Linked DNA regions of Homo sapiens: region 2 is linked to region 1. Evidence: read pairs that join two places in POLR2A ChIA-PET (ENCODE). Cell type or tissue: MCF 10A. All regions are shown on one strand. Links, peaks and the distances in the headings refer to the core of each region. The heading gives the core; the rest is flanking DNA.

The links. ChIA-PET counts read pairs that join two places held together with the same protein. Peaks named below come from ENCODE experiments on the same cell type or tissue, not always from the same donor. Only the 100,000 strongest peaks of a DNase experiment are listed, where the experiment ranks them.
Region 2: POLR2A ChIA-PET joins it to region 1 with 5 read pairs; 3 of 35 experiments call an interaction of 5 or more read pairs at or near these places.

The regions. Positions count from the first base shown.
Region 1 is chr17:6,926,181-6,929,103 of GRCh38, forward strand. It overlaps the pseudogene SPICP3. Among named protein-coding and RNA genes, the nearest start is that of ALOX12, 68 kb to the right of the region's middle. In MCF 10A, for the core only: no CTCF peak of the experiment used is centred there; a DNase peak (open chromatin) is centred at 1,281.
Region 2 is chr17:6,870,622-6,873,544 of GRCh38, forward strand. It overlaps the pseudogene ALOX12P2. Among named protein-coding and RNA genes, the nearest start is that of TEKT1, 40 kb to the left of the region's middle. In MCF 10A, for the core only: no CTCF peak of the experiment used is centred there; DNase peaks (open chromatin) are centred at 400 and 1,640.

The DNA.
Region 1 (2,923 bases), core at 289-2,788:
GAGGCTGAGGGACGAGAATCACTTGAAGCTGGGAGGCGGAGGTTGCAGTGAGCCTTGATTGCACCACTTGCACTCCAGTTTGGGCCATAGAGTGAGACTCCATCTCAAAAAACAAAACAAAACAAAAATTCATATGGACAACAAAAACCTCAAACAACCAAGGCAATCATGAACAAAAAGGACAAAGCTGGAGGTATCACACCACCAGATTTCAAAGTATACTACAAATCTATAGCAATCAAAACAACATGGTATTGGAAAAAAAAAAAAAAAAAAAGACAGACACATTGACTAATGGAGTGGAATAGAGAGCTTGGAAATTAACCTACTACTATACAGTCAATTGATTTTCAACAAAGGTACCAGAATACGCAATAGGAAGAGGACAGTCCCTTCAATAAATAGTGTTGGGAAAATGAAATTTCCACCTGCAGAACAATAAAATTGGACCCTTATCTCACACCATATATAGAACTAAAAATCAAATTAAAATGAATTAAAGATTCAAACGTAATACCAGAAACTCTAAACTTACTGGAAGAAAACACAGGGAGGAAAAACTACATGACACTCTCTGGGCAACGGTTTTTTGGATGTGACCCCAAAAGCACAGGCAACAAAAGCAAAAATAGACAAATCAGATTACATCAAACTAAAAAGCTTCTGCATAGCCAATGAAACAACCAACAGCATGCAGAAACAACTCACAGATTGGGAGAAAACAGCTGCAAGCCATACATCTGACAAGGGATTAATATCCAAAATACAGAAGGAGCTCCAACAACTCAATATTAAGAAAACAAGAAACCCAATTAGAAAATGAGCAAGGGACCTGAATACACATTTCCACTAAAGTTTTTAAGACATAAACATACTTTGGCATAAACACTGTATTATATGCAATTACTTTTTGTAAATAATTTTTGTAAAGCCATCAGATATATATCCAAATGATTTTTCACCTGAGTGTAAGACAGGAAAATGTTTAAATTAATACATAAATCAAATCATCTGCACTGGCATTGTTAACCTAGAAGAAAGTGGCTGCATAGAGAATAGTAAAAGCAAGGATATTTAGTCCATACTTTCAAATGGGGCTTGATGATTTGAAACAACAAAGTTGTTCACTGGCAGAATTTCCCACCAAGTCTGTATAAATTATGTGCTATTTGATAAAAGATAGCCTGAATGAAGCTAATTTTTTTATCTTCAGTATTTGCTTTAAGAGAAAAATCCTGAAGCTTGTAGGGATTTCTAATGCCAAAAAAGATGATGAAATGGGAGAGTATATTTAGCAATCATGGTGACTAAGCTCATGGTAACTGGCATATGTAAAATTTTAGTTTGCATTCCAATTACTTAAACTGAGATGTTCTTGATCAGTTGAACATACTGTGAGTAGACGATCTCTTTCTCAGAGAAACAAGATGGAGAGATCTTCAGAGAATGGCCCCACTGAAGCTCATTGGTAAATGAGCTTTCTCCAGATTTTGTTGATTTCCTGAGTTTTTCCATAATTCCTCAGTTCCCTGGCCATTTTCTGATAGACCATGGTCTTCCTATTGCCCTTTCTTATTCCTCAAAGTTTGGCAAATTTTTCTTCATTTTTTGATACAAACTGGAAACTGCCTTTGGTTTTATCTACTTACTGAATGCAGATGCCATCTTGGGATTATACTGAGATTTGTGAAGTTATTCAAACAGTCAGAGAAGCTTCCCGCCTTGTCCTCCCTGTTGCTGGAAAACAGCAGACTGCACCAGCTGGCTTTCAGTTATGTTCCACAAAGATCAATGAATGGTTCCTTCAAAATAGAAGTCTGCAGCATTATTTATTAAAGTTCTCCAATTATAAATAGATTCCTCTGTAAGCAACATTCCATAGCAGTTGGAATCTCCTCTGACATGGGTACAATCACTGATGAAAACCAGGTAAGTTTTGAAGATCTCCAGTTGAATGTTGCCTCAGTACCTCAAAAGCATCTTCAAATGCTTGAGCCAGCTTGTCTCGTTCACACAAGTTATGCTTCACTAATAAACTGATGATTCTGTCCATCAGTGCCCAATCTAGCATGTACTTGTAGATGTGGAGATAATCTTCCCTCCTCTGAAACACACATCTGCACTCCCCACCACCCACTTTAATTTTGTTAAAGCAGTTTTGAGTTGGGTTTCTGTCATCTGCAAAGGAAAAAGTCCTGAGTCATTTATACCTAAGAATCAGATAATTTAAGTAACAGGCTCTAACATATGAAAATAGCTGAGATAGTGTGGGGTGCAAAACAGAGAGGAGATAATTATTCCCATCCCTAAATAATATTTGAAAAGTTTTGTTATACAGTAGAAATGCAACTGGCTATCCAATGATTTGTTAAATCTTTGGACTCAGCCCCAAGAAAAATAGCAAGATATTGAACATTACTTGTGGCCTCAAATAATATTATATGAGAAAAGCAGAAGTTCAGTCCAAGCTATACTATCTAAAAGCAGAGAGGGAATAATGAAACTTCATTTTTTAGAAAAATCTTTATACCCATACCTTGCAATCCTTGAGGACTGGGAGTCAGAATTTGAAAAGGCCAAATTCTGCATCCTAAGCTAAAATTTGTGAAGACAAAAGCAAAGAGATAAAGAAATACCATACTAAAATATTGGGAAAGAAATTGAAAGGGACACAACAAAATGAAAAGATATTCCAGATTCACGAACTGAAATACTTAATATTGGTTAAATTATAATACTACTCAAAGCAATTTACAGATTAAATGCAATCCAATTACATTCTCTACAGAAATAGAAAAAAATCTTAAGACATATATGGAACCACAAAAGACCCCAAATAACCAAAGCAATCTGAGCAAAAGGAACAAAGCTGGAGGCATTACACTACCTGACTTCAAATTTTACTACAAAGCTATAGTAACCA
Region 2 (2,923 bases), core at 237-2,736, 56 kb before region 1:
TAGCTGGGATTACAGGTGCCCATCACCATGCCCAGCTAGTTTTTATATTTTTAGTAGAGACGGGGTTTCACCATGTTGGCCAGGCTGGTCTTGAACTCCTGACCTCAGGTGATCCGCCCGCCTTGGCCTCCCAAAGTGCTGGGATTACAGGCGTGAGCCACCGTGCACGGCCTCTTTTGCCCATTTTTAAGTTTTTATTCTTAATTGTGACAAAATATACATAAAATTTACCATCTTAATCATTTGTAAGTGTACAGCTCAGTAGTGTTAAATACATTCACATTGTTGGCAGTCATTCTCCAGAACTCTTCGTCTTGCAAAACTGAAACTATTCCCATTAAACAACTCCCTATTCTGCAACTTGCCCTCCTCCCCCTAGTTCCCAGCAACCACCATTTGTTATGGGAAAAAGCCAGAACAGTATAGAAGCAAGTTCCCCCATACTGGGAAGGAGCCAAGACACCAAAGAATGACTTAGATAAGTTCAGTTTGAGGAGTAGATGAGTTTATTGGGACTTACCTACAGGGTACTCCTGGGCAGCAGCAAGGCAGCAGGACAACATGGAGGTCTGCTCTGCCACCTGTCTGCTTTTCATTTATGATCTATTTATTTTTACTTTAAAATAATTTTATTTTTTTGAGACGGAGTCTCGCTCTGTAGCCCAGGCTGGAGTATGGTGGCACTATCTCGGCTCACTGCAAGCTCCGCCTCCCAGGTTCATGCCATTCTCCTGCCTCAGCCTCCCCAGTAGCTGGGATTACAGGCGCCTGCCACCACACCTGGCTAATTTTTTTTGTATTTTTAGTAGAGACGGGGTTTCACCGTGTTAGCCAGGATGGTCTCGATCTCCTGACCTTGTGATCGACCCGCCTTGGCCTCCCAAAGTGCTGGGACTACAGGCGTGAGCCACCACGCCTGGCCAACTTTAAAATAATTTTGTATTAATTTTCGTGGGTGCGTAGTAGATATATACCTACTCATATACCTCATAGTAGGTGTATGGGGTATATGAGATGTTTTGATATTGGCATGTAATACATAATAAACACATCATGGAAAATGAGGTATTCATCCCCTCAAGCATTTATTCTTTGTGTTATAAACAATCCAGTTATGCTCTTAGTTATTTTAAATTTATTTATATATATTTATACATTTATTTAATGTGTAAATATTATTGACTATAGTCACCTTTCTAAGCTGCTTTTTTTTTTTTTTTTTTTTTTTTTTTTGGGAGACGGAGTCTCCTCGCTCTGTCGCCCAGGCTGGAGTACAGTGGCCCGATCTCGGCTCACTGCAAGCTCCGCCTCCCAGGTTCACGCCATTCTCCTGCCTCAGCCTCCCGAGTAGCTGGGACTACAGGCACCCGCCACCTCGCCCAGCTAATTTTTTGTATTTTTAGTAGAGACGGGGTTTCACCGTATTAGCCAGGATGGTCTGGATCTCCTGACCTCGTGATCCGCCCACCTTGGCCTCCCAAAGTGCTGGGATTACAGGCATGAGCCACCGCGCCCGGCCTCTAAGCTGCTTTTAGGCTAATTTTCTGGCTCTTTTCCTACTGTGTGTGCGCAATGGGACTGTTTTCCTTGGTATGCTCTCAGATATACTCTGGGATGTTTCGGTTCTCAGGGATACCTGCTCCTTGGGTGGGCCACTGACTCACTGCCTAGCTTTCAGGGTTCAGGCAGCAGACATAGATCCTTAAGTAATCTGGTGGGTGACTCATCACACTACACTCAGCCATTTCATTTTCTTATAGCAGTGTCTAATCTTAGGTGTTGTACATGGAAAACAAAGGCGTTACAGGAACTGCAAATAGGGATGCGGAACCTTTTGTCAAGGAATCCTTGAATAATAAACAGATCTGAGACCTTCACTTGCTTCAGATTTTGAAGGAAACTGGGATAGTCCATGGAGGGGGAATGGTGGAGTCTATTTCTACTTTTAAGGGCCCTACTTCCCCAATATGTCTGTTGATCCTGTAGCCAAAGAAACTGATGGATGTGAGTGAGCATGTTCTGAGTGAGGGATGCCAAGGGCTTGGGGAATTATGGGGGGAGCAAGGAAACGGGTGATCTATCAGAGCTGTTGGAGGATAAAGGCCAGGGGGAAGGAGTTCCAGAACTTCAGGAATTAGTACGTCGGATAAACAAAAATATTAACATTCCAAATAGAAAGTAAATCCCTGCTAATAGATTAACAGGGATTGTGAAATTTAACAAAAAGCTGTGTTGGGCATGATGGAGTCCAAGAGACACCAAAAGGGGCTTAGAAAGAGGCAAATCATCCACCCCCACTACTGAGGCATTATGGTAAGGAATTGTGAGGGTTAAGGGTAGAGTAGGTGGTTCTAGTATCTATTAGAAAGGTCATAGGGTGCTCACTGACTGGGATTATTATTTCTCCCTGTGTGTTCAAGGGTATCAGGGGGTGCACAAGAGCAGATTCCTCAAAGGGGAGTCACTGGGATGCTGACGTTTTTCTTTTTGGACCTTGAGATAATTACAGGTGCTCCAGACTACTCATGATCGTAGGGATGTCGAGGTGACTTCAAGGCCTTGGGGTGATTCCCCATGAGTTGTTTCAGTTGGAGATCCATGAGTTTGCATTTTTCAGATTATTTAGATGCCTGTACATCTTTTGGGTTTCTGCTAAAACATGGATCTTAAAGAGAGGGGCATTTTGGCAGTGGTACCTTTGGCCAGTTACTTAAGTGGAATTTCATTCTCTCTTGGCTTCCTTCACAGATGATGTATGAAAGCATGAAATTCAAAGAGACAAAGGGAAATTGTGTAAAAAGCAGATCAGCCCTCTGCTTTACTCTTACCTTCTAGGTCCACAAATAGGTATAACTTGAATTAGGACAGGTGGAGAGGAGCATATAATTAATACGATGTTAATTAGTATGAGTAAACTCTCTGA